Linked DNA regions of Homo sapiens: region 1 is linked to region 2. A link is a loop called in an ENCODE intact Hi-C map of the cell type or tissue named here. Cell type or tissue: dorsolateral prefrontal cortex. All regions are shown on one strand. Links, peaks and the distances in the headings refer to the core of each region. The heading gives the core; the rest is flanking DNA.

Region 1 (5,382 bases), core at 116-5,115, 85 kb before region 2:
GGTTCTTGCTCTCGTGACCAGACTGGAATGTAGTGGCATGATCACAGCTCACGGCAGCCCCAACCTCCTGAGCTCAAGTGATCCTCCCACCTCAGACTCCCAAGTAGCTGGGACCACAGGTGTGTGCCACCACGCCCAGCTAATTTTTAAAAAATTTTTTGTAGCAGCAAGGTCTCACTATGTTGCCCAGACTGGTCTTGAACTCCTGAGCTCAAGCAGTCCTCCTGCCTTGGCCTCCCAAAGCGCTAGGATTACAGGCATAAGCCACCACACCTGGCCCTGGTCTCTGAATTTTTTGTGATAATCAGGAACTTTCTTTTAACCCACACCATTTTAATTATATATTCACCGAAAGAACAAATTTTCTGATAGATGAGAGCACTAGTAATTTAAATAAATTTAGTCCTATGCTCATTGACTTATTCAACATTTATAAAGCTCCATCAATTTATAAACATTGTCCAGGCACAAGACAGTATGGCTCCTGCCCTTAAGAAGTTTGATCCTATTGGGAAGCTTTCAAGAAAGCCAGTGTCCAAAAATCGTGAAGAAGCTCTGGGGTGGAGTCTGAAGACATTCTCTGGAGCAGCATTGTTGGGTCCGGCTCAGGGCTCAGAGAAGCTTCTCTGAGGAACTCCTGCTCAGTCTGAATCTCAAAGGTTATGTGGAAGTCAGAGTACTAATAGCCATGAAATCCAAATAAATTCATCGGCCAGAGGTTCCGCTTCTTTTAGTACACATTTTCAGACCTATAACCACCATCGAGACGCTGGTTGGTACCATTGTCTATTTGAATGGTGCCTTCTAATGGTTCCAGAGCCATCCATCCTGTCTGTGGTTGGCACTGGCATTGTGGGCCACTGGCCGTTGTCTGTTACAGGTTGCAGTGGAAAGGTAGGATGTTAAGCATTCTGAGTTGCTAAGCATTCTGATATTTTTTTTCCCCAGAATAATGCCAACTGATGGTACTAGGCCTGTATTACCTAGATTTAACTTGATTGGTTTTTAAGTGAGACCTTGAATGACTTTCTAATCAGTTGCTTAACTATGCCTAATCATGATGCTTTGTATACTCACACATGCAAATAAGCACATGTGTACTTTATTGTTTATATTTATTTAAAATAAATTCTGATGTTAGTCATCTGTGATTTGGGGCAAATCATGAATAGTGATATCAGTATTACCATTTGTAAGATGTGGTTAAGAGTAGCTGTAATTTACCTAACAGGGATTAAATACTTAATGTTTGTAAAGTGCTGTGTTTCATTAGAAAAAATATCATTATTATGGTCATTAATATGATTTGCAAATCATTAGTACCAATCACAGATAATACACCTGCAAAAATAATCACATTTCTATACAAACCTCAGTTTAGATAGCTTTAACTTTTTTTAATCCCAAACTTTAATTGCTGAGTTTTTTGGGGCACAGTGCCTAAAAGTATATCTTTTTTTTCCTTCCAGTTAGATCTGTCCCATTGTAAAAGGGCTGTGTAATGATTTGGCTTCTTTAAGGGCAAAAATCCTTTTTTTTTTTTTTTTTTGAGACGGAGTCTCGCTCTGTCGCCAGGCTGGAGTGCAGTGGCCCGATCTCGGCTCACTGCAAGCTCCGCCTCCCGGGTTCAAGCAATTCCTCTGCCTCAGCCTCCAGAGTAGCTGGTACTACAAGCGCACGCCACCACGCCCAGCTAATTTTTGTATTTTAGTAAAGATGGGGTTTCACCATGTTGGCCAGGATGGTCTTTATCTCCTGACCTCGTGATCCACCGGCCTCGGCCTCCCAAAGTGCTGGGATTACAGGCATGAGCCACCGTGCCTGGCCCAAAAATCCTTTCATAAAGACCATAAGTGGTTTAAGTGAAGACTCCAACTTAGATGTCGTCTCCATGGGGTTCTTTTGTCTCAAGAGAAACCAAGTCTGAAGAACCATATAGTCTGACTGAAAATAGTGTGGCCTTTTTGGAATGCTTTACAGAAATTTCTAATTAAGAGGTGGTGTTTGTCTTAGGTATACAGACACTGTTTTTGAAAAGTCTGCAGTACAAAATTCCCATTTAGTTTATTTTTAGCTTGAGTCTACTCTGCTAGTAAAAATAAAACTATTTTTGTACGTGCTGCTTCTAGTACTTAGATCCTCATTTTAAAAGAATTCACAGAAAACAGTCCATAGTGATAACTGTGTGCACTGGCCAGATTGTTATAGAATTGTGTTTTAAATAAATGTTATGATGGCTGCATTTTAGCTGCATCACAGGATCCAGCTCACATGATTCCTGTCCCCTACAGCCCACACATGCACATACACAAAGGGCCTCATCCCCGCCTTGCTTACTTAGAGTAAGGACTTGGCTTATCTAATTTCTGTATTTGTCCAGTGTGCAAGTGCTGACTGTCCTTTGTGTATTGTCTAAGGCCTCACGTGCACAGAGAGATACTGAATACATGTCTGTGATGACGGTTCCCCTTAAGAGATGATGGACTGCTCTTTTAGGGAGTTGTGTGTTTCTATGGTAACTCCCTTTTGAAAACTTCAATTTTATCCACATATATTTTGCAGATACTGAAAGCAAGCTTATGTTGAATTTAGAGAAGCTTTAAGTTTTTAGGAGGAAACTGCAGCTTATCAGCAGATGTCAAGAGCATACATACTTTGAAAGCTCGTTGAAAAAAATTATGATTCCTTTTGTGCTTGACACTTACCAAAAACCAATGTTCCATTCAGATAATCTTTTATTGTCAGTTTTTTATGCTCCTTAGGGTAAAAGTCACAAATATATACACAATTTGATAAAATTCAAAAGGAACAAAATAAGCACTATTCCTCCTTTGGCCTGTATCCGCCTCTTTCCCATCCCCAGTTTTGTACAGTACAATGTCACTAGCTTATTGAATTAGATTTACTTTAATCATCCATTTCCTTTTCTCCTGGTTACCACAATAGCTATGGGCTCTCAGTTAGCCAGCTACATCTGATCTAGAGAAAATAGGTTATGTCCCTATTTTGAAAAGAGAATTATCTGCATGGCTCAATGCTTTGTGTATTTAATAGTTAGAATTCTGGAAGAGATGTGGACTTCCTTCCTGAGCAATAAAATATATGTATAGTGACCATTTCTTAATTCTCTAGAGAATGCAGACAAAGGGATTTGTGTAGTCTATGAGGTCTGCGTATATAAAAGTTTTCCTTTGCCTTTAGTTGCCTTATTTTACTTTTAGGATGTTTTGTTTCTTTTCTTATACTTCCATATATTTTCACTCTTTTCCCTTTCTTTCTGAAACACATATTCAGTTGTCTTAAAATCAAATCAGCTGTGCAGTGGATACTGTATTTGGCTTTTTCCACATGTGTTAATTGTTCTGTTGGCTTGTTTTGTTTACTGTTTTTGCAGACCTGATTTGCCATGGTCCGTGCCTTTCATTCTACTAGACCACGTAGTTGATTTCCCAGTAGGGAAACGATTCTGCTGTCTTACCCAGTAATTAGTTATCTCATTTCAAAAGAGACAAGTTTATCTGAGAGGACTTTGTCACACGTTAAATGTCTGCTTTAGAAGATAGAGCCCATTTAGTTACTTGCCCATCCATGTGGTAAAAGAAATGCATAATTAGTCACCATGGAAATTAAGTATTTGAAGGGCAGAAGATGGTTAATTCGACCATTTATACTCAGCTATTGAGAGATTATGATGTAGTTTATTAGTGCTAAGAAATCAAATTAAGAGATGATATTTTTCAGCCCCATGAGGGAGTGGCAGTGTTGTTTATTTCTGAAGCATATTTTCATTTGCTGAGAGAGGACTTTGTGGCACTTTCCCTTGAATAGTTTTGTGTAACCTCTTGCTATGTGAGTAAGTGCCCCCCCCCCACCAAAAGAAGACACAGAGGGAGACTGAGTTCTGCCATCTCCATATCGTTACCTCCCTAGAATAGGAGAGGGAAGTAAATTCTGGACTCTGCCCTGTGCTCCTGGGTCTTTTCCCATCCCCCAGCTCAACCACCCGTCTCTCGTTACTTACTACACATCATGAAGCCCCTGCCCAGGCCCCTGATCCTGTTCAACCCTGTCTCAAAGCCACGCTCTTCCTGATGTCCCTTTCCTAGCTTGGCCTCTTTAATTATTTTCTTCCTGTCCCAATCAGTTATGACTGTGTGGCTTCATCTTTCAACCCCGCTCCTGGGTCTACCTGTGCCTTGCCTCCCACACCTGCCTTTCTTCTCGATGAGATAGTGTAAGTGAAATGGCTAGAAGTATGCATTTTGCAAGGAAGGGGAATGGCCATTTGATAGTCACACTACATTGTGCACCAAGGCATTTTAGAGCTTTTGTTTGTGTAAAACTTTATGTGAACAAATGGTCTAATATTTTTAAAATTTAAAAAGATGTTTGTTAATCTTATCTTCTGTTGTATACAACTCATATGGACTGGCTCCTGCCTACCTCTTTAGCTCCGTCTTACTCCAAGCTCACCCTCACTGTCTTCCATCTGGGGACAGTTTTTGAATGTGCCATACCCCATCCTTCTACTTGGCCACTGCTTGTGCTCCCTTTGTCTGAAATGTTTCTCCATGCCCCTTCCCCAGCAGCTCCATATCCCTTCATCAGAGAGGCATCACCTCCCCCTCAGTTAACGCTCTCATGACACCACATACCTTTCCAACATCGCACTTAATACAGTTGCAATTTTATCTTTATTTGTATAATTATTTCATTAATGTCTGCCTTCCTCATTATTGTCTATGTGCAGGCAGTTCCTGGTCTCTGTGTTTCTAGTGATCAGTACAGGAGTGGACATATAGTAGGTGCTCAATGAATACCTTTCAAATGACCATCGTGGATATCTCCAGGGGCTCACTCAATGGCCATTAGCCCCTTTCTAGCTGGTGCAACCCTGATTTGGTTGGAGTATTTCCTCTCCTCTAAGCGGCCATCTGCTCGGGCAGCTGGTCCCAGCCCCAGTTCCTGATCCAGTGGGTGAATTTGTTGTTAGATATACAAGATCTGGTCATCAGCTTGGCTCATGCACAGCGGTATGGGTTTCCCTGGAACCTACAAAATAGGACCGAAAGATGGAAAGAACCCAGGCCCTCGAGGATATCAGTGAGCTGTGGGCTAAACCAGTCCTGGGTTGGCTTTACTTCCAGGCAACTCTGTCGTGTAAAATAATAAATTTACTTACTGTTTAGGTCAATTCAAAGTTTTTTGCTTCTGAAAATAATCTGATGCAGAATATCATGAGTGAATGAATAAATTAACAACCCAATCTCACTTCTTCACAAATTTTTGTGCCCTTAGAGTTCCTTTGTAATTGTTTTCTCTTTTCTCATTTCTGTGAAGTGTTGGTCTACCAAGTGAATATGTTGATTGGCATTGAGCCCA
Region 2 (5,382 bases), core at 189-5,188:
TTTCTCTGTTAACGAAATGGAAGAATGCTTTTCAGGCCGAGCAAATCATTCTAGGTGACTTTCAAAGTTCCTGGCATTGCAGATACAGCTTCTGTTCCCTGTACACACTCATATATTCCCCATTATCTTCGCCGTCCCTCTTGCCCTTTGCCATAGACCGAAGTTTCTGTAAAAATAATAGGTGAGAGAAGGTGATAAATTAGACTCTGGCTGTGATTCCCTCCCACGCTTTCATAAGGAATGACAGATTCTGAAATGCATCCTGTGGATACACTGTGTGCTCCTTCCTGCAAAACTGCCAGTTTTAACTTATCCTTCATGTGCAGTTTGAGGGTACTGGCCAGGCGGGGCTCATTATTCCTTTGGTTGAATAGTGTAAAGTATTTGCAATGGAGATTTTCTCTAATGATGTATTTTAAGTGCATGTCCGCATTGCTGGTTTAATGCACTCAGTCACAGAATGCTTTAAAGTTTATTGCTAATGGATGAATCCTCCGGAAAACGGGAATTTTCAACAAGATTGACATTTGGAGTGTGAAATATAAATCTAATGAGAGTATTTTAACCCAGGTTTGTAATTAGGGCTGAGTGGAGTGAATGTGTACGTGCACACCAGAGAAGGGCACGGAGGAAGGTGAAATTGCATGCTCTCCTCTGAATGAGGGATGAAGGCGGATGGATCAGTGTCAGGCCACGACACGGTGGAGTATAAATGATACTGTCACCAAGTACTGCACAGGGTACCGAGGGAATTCCACTCTAGTAAATTACATTACTTAGACAGACCTGAAGGCATTGTGTCGGAACAAGCAAAGGGAAAGGGGGCTGTTGGCACCATGCAGAAGATATTACAGTACAACTAGCTTCAGGGATGGAATTCACTAGTTTCCATTATACCTGCCTATTTTGTATTCTCCTTCGCTAATTAGTTTACAGAAAGTTACAAATGTGTACATGTGAAAGAACATCATGTGTGCTTGGAGTATGGGTTACCATGGACCATAAGGGAATAAGTATTAGTCAATTTGTATGAATTGGTCAGAGTGAGATTCTTTTTCTTTTATTCACAGCTGGGTGATATTAGGTGTTCAGTAAAAGCTTGCCCTTGTTTTATTTTCTTTTTGTGAGAATCTGACATGCATTATGAAGATTTAATCCTCATTCGCTCGGTAACATAATGCATTTCTTTTCCACCCTTCCTTTACGTGTCTTTAAATCTCACCTATCACTGGTCTCCCCTCATCACCTTCCATCCCTAAGGGAAACAGATTGTATTGTCACATAACATTTCATTTTGTGAAAGAACTCAAAGTTAACAAAGGTGATTCCTAGAGTGGGACTTGTAGAGAAAAATCATTTTTTTCGCTTCTTCTATTTTCTTTTATCCCTCTGCAGCAAAGTGAGGCCAGCCTTTTTGGGTTTATCTGTCTCTTACCATCTCTGGATCGTCTCTTACCATCATCTAGATCATTGCAGATGTGCCAGTCACCATTTTCCAGTTTGACTTCAAATGCTCATTCTTGAAAAAGCCAATACCAGGTGCTCTGGAATTAGTCACAGTCATTTTTTAACTAAAAAGCAAGTGTCTTCTCCTGAATGGATAGAGATCCTGAAACAATATCCATCCTTTCTTAAGTATATGTCATATTTTGTCCTTGGTGAAAGAAACCTGAGAAGTATCTCTGATCAGTTAACAGAGAGAATACATAAGATTCTGAAAAATGTCTCCATAAGGCTTCCAAATGGCAGGTTTTCTGAAACAGGGTCACAAGTAGATTGCAGTTACGATAATAATATCTTGGATTTGACTTTTTTTCTTTCCAAAATAATACTCTGTTGGGGTCAGGGTATCGTAATTTATTTTGTAGCCATAGTTAACAGTCTTATTTTATTCATCCAATCATAAAATAGTAAAGCCAACACACTTGGAAAGCCAGGTTTGAGTGTGGACAGGAGAAGCCTTGGTTAAAAAGAAGATACATCTATTTTATGCCGGGTACCTCCACCTTAAAAACGCTTTTAGTTTATGATTCTAAAATAATATCTAAGTGTAAAAGGCATCATGTAAAATGTTTTTGTGCCATATATCATCCTCAGCATAGAAAGGCTGTGCTTACAGACTTTGCTTTATTCACTGAAGTCCTACAAAAGTCAGGGACTCTGAGTTGTGTGAGAAATGAGGGTCTCTCCCTACATAAACTCACTAAAATCTTTCCTTTTTGTATTCTGTTTACTTTAATGGTAGTATGTGCCTTATATCTTATATGTTCTTTTCGTCCATGACATGCACTGGGAAATAACATTTTGTTGTTTGCCACAACATTACACCTGTGACTTCTTTCTTTCTCCTGTCCTCTTGATGCAGCATGCTGTCAAACTGTATCTTTTGAGTTGTTCTAAATTGAATCCTGGTCAAAGGGATTTAACAACATCTAAAACGGAACTAGCTTAGATTCTCTTCCATTCTGTAGAGGTTCCTTTGTTCCTGCTTACCTACCCATGTCTGTCTGTATTCTATTCTTTTTCTTAGATTAAAATTGGAAAGGGAGAAAGGGGGAGCTCCTTAGGAGAAATAGGTCTGTGGAGAATTGTGAGTACTCATTCAGAAGCTATTCTTAGTTCTAAGGAATATAATGAACTTGAGCTTTGAGTCCTACTGAATCTCCCATTAATGATCCCGCCATCGCTTCCACCTCCCATCTGATTATGTTCTCCCCAAAGGCTACTGATATTTTTCCCCTAATATTCTGAATGGAGTCTCTTCCAAGGAAAGCATATCTCGAAAGGAATTGAGCCCTACTGCAGTAATAGTGTACTGGATGATTCTTAATTATTCTATTAAGTACTTCTGTTTTTGCATTACCATAATGTCTGCTGTAGCGGAAACTTTTCTGTAGACCTTGACTTGTCAGAAGTCAACCCCTTAATGTGAGCACTTCACTTACATTATCATTATGGTGTTTCCAACTGACAACTGCTGCCACACTGCCATCGTCCCTGAGTTCCCAGCGCTTCAGTAAAAGAGACTTTTGTTCTGGCTTGTTGAGGGGAAAAATGCAAACAACAACACTAGCTCTACCACCAGAGATCCTATAAAGACATGTTCAAATGAACAATAAAGTCATTTGTTCACATATGACATAAGGCTATAAGAATTTAAACAATAAGACCTCTTGTGAAATGTGGCAAAATATGCACCACAAACATTGTGAAGTTCTCTGTCTTGTGGAAGGCAGTTTTTACATGGGCTTCAAAAAACCATTAACTTATAAACTACCCTTTTAAAAAAGAAAAGAAAATCACTTGTCTCACTATAACATTAAAGCAATTTCTGTTCTAAGGAAAGCTTAAATGCATTCATTTATACAAAGTGCATGCACTATAATTTATAAAAAGCACAGTATTCTATCAGGAAATGCGGCACCTCTTCCCTCCTTCACCTGAAATGGGAAATTCCTCCGTTTTTGTCAAGTCCCTTTTTTCTTTGAGTAATATTGATTTCTTCAAAATGAAAGAAAAAAATCCTTTAAATCACTTAGATTCAAGACGAAGTTTTAAGGCTTGATAATAATTCTCTAAATACTTCTGACATGGGTGGAGCATGGAGAGGGAATAATCCTGCTCTGAAGGGAAATTTTAATTGAATTTGCTTTAATGTGAACCCTATCCTTTTTTGCTTTGAACCTTTAAGGAAAACTTGTTATATTTTCAGACCTCAGCAAGGCAGAAAAATGCAGAGATTTCCTTGTCCGCTCATGTCAGGGTGTCTGGCAGCACCTTAAAATTGTTCCGATTTTGATGTTTGAAATGTGACCTCCCAGGAAAAGTGGGAGGAGAGGAGAGCATGTGTTAACTGGCCAAAGGTGTTTCATTGAGCTGACTTAGTATTAACCTCTAAAGGTTTTCAAGTATTTGCAGATGGATATGTACAGCATCCTTGCAGAATTCTCTTAATTGAAGAAATGTTTCATCTCGATCTCTGTTGACAGAAAAGATTGCCTACTGATAATTGCTTTCCTTAAGTGTCTGATAATATGCCAGGAATGAGAGCATTCTGTGTTAGGTCATCTTTAATTATGCATGTACCACCTGTCAGCTCTAAATCAGTACCAGATTAGATTCTCGCAGAGTCAGTTTGGGGAGGTTCAGAGGGAAAGCTGAGGTGATCTCTTTTAGAAACAACAAAAATAGACAGTAGTAAACATGCCTTCTAACCTGAAGCTTTTTAAAGGAGCCTCATCTTCATTGTTCTCGAGCAAGAATACGCCATTGGTACATCTGAAAAACGTTTGAAACCTCGCCCAAGCGGGGATAACTTACTGCGAAGATGGATGACTGTGAGCGAGGATGGTAGTACCTCCTCCCTCAGTACCATCTGTTGCATTTCCTTTTTGCTCCTTCTCATCGTTGTAAATGAGCCAGGGAAAAGCTCAGAAACATTTTTATAAGCTATGTGAGGACAGGAAATATGTTAACGATGTTAGATTTCATACATTTCAGGGGTTTTTTCAGTAGCGGGTTGGTTTTTTTTAGAAGGACAAGTGTGGGTTGGAAATAATGCTTGTTACCCTCTGTCAGCTTTTGGTAGTTTTATTCTCACTTTTCAGGGTTGTTTGGGACTTTCTGGTGGGATGTTTAGGGTTCTTTACTGAAGGCTCTGTTCTCTCTTCTTCTATCCCTTGATAGAATGGATTTGTGAAAGGTGTTTTTCTTTGTTCACCTGTCAGAGGCCTAAGAAAAGCCTTGAGTCATTGTGCACTTTTCACAGAGGCGGGGTTGGATGACTGAGAAGCTAAAGGCAGAGAAGGGACAGGTAAAAAAATAACAGATGCGTGAATTATCATGTGGAGGGTTTCTCGAGCTTTGACCTGCAAAGGTGAGGCTCTGAGCCTGTCTGCTAACCAACCTGAGAAAACTGCCTTGATAAGAGTTTGTGACTAACAGCCTTAGAAATAGTTTGGAAATCCTAAAATATCTCATTTCAACACTGCTGGCTGGAGGCATTGAAGGGAAAAACAGATCAGCTCATAATGGGGCAAAGACCCTGGAGCACTGTGGTCCAGCCTGTGGCCCTGAGTGACCTTTGGCTGCCTTTTGATACTTAGGGTACCATTTGCTTTTCTAACCTAATCAAACAGTTCACTCAAGTAGAGGCACAACCTCCAAAACTACTTATTATAGTAACATTGCCAGTGCTTTGGCTATTTGATGCTCACTTAATACAGTAAACAAGTTGAAGAACTTTCAACTCCATGCAACAGATACTTCTTAAAACAGGAGAACATAGTACAATTAACCCTTAAACAACACAGGTTTGAAGTGCGTGGGTCCACATATACGTGGATTTTTTTCTCGATAGAAGTTACACTGAGTGTACCTGCC

Evidence for each region. Hi-C counts contacts between places; a loop is a spot of excess contacts. Peaks named below come from ENCODE experiments on the same cell type or tissue, not always from the same donor. Only the 100,000 strongest peaks of a DNase experiment are listed, where the experiment ranks them.
Region 1: a loop joins it to region 2, with 2.4 times the contacts of the local background. A loop is called at or near these places in 5 of 110 quality-filtered maps.

Annotation. Positions count from the first base shown.
Region 1 is chr6:90,157,254-90,162,635 of GRCh38, reverse strand. All of the region lies in intron 4 of BACH2 (BACH transcriptional regulator 2), which reads left to right. Among named protein-coding and RNA genes, the nearest start is that of BACH2, 140 kb to the left of the region's middle. RefSeq lists an enhancer at 4,823-5,382. In dorsolateral prefrontal cortex, for the core only: no CTCF peak of the experiment used is centred there; a DNase peak (open chromatin) is centred at 2,323; H3K4me3 peaks cover 985 bases; H3K27ac peaks cover 2,496 bases.
Region 2 is chr6:90,072,036-90,077,417 of GRCh38, reverse strand. The region is part of intron 5 of BACH2 (BACH transcriptional regulator 2); the gene reads left to right. Among named protein-coding and RNA genes, the nearest start is that of GJA10, 180 kb to the right of the region's middle. In dorsolateral prefrontal cortex, for the core only: CTCF peaks have their summits at 2,949 and 3,153; a DNase peak (open chromatin) is centred at 2,993; H3K4me3 peaks cover 1,342 bases; H3K27ac peaks cover 2,235 bases.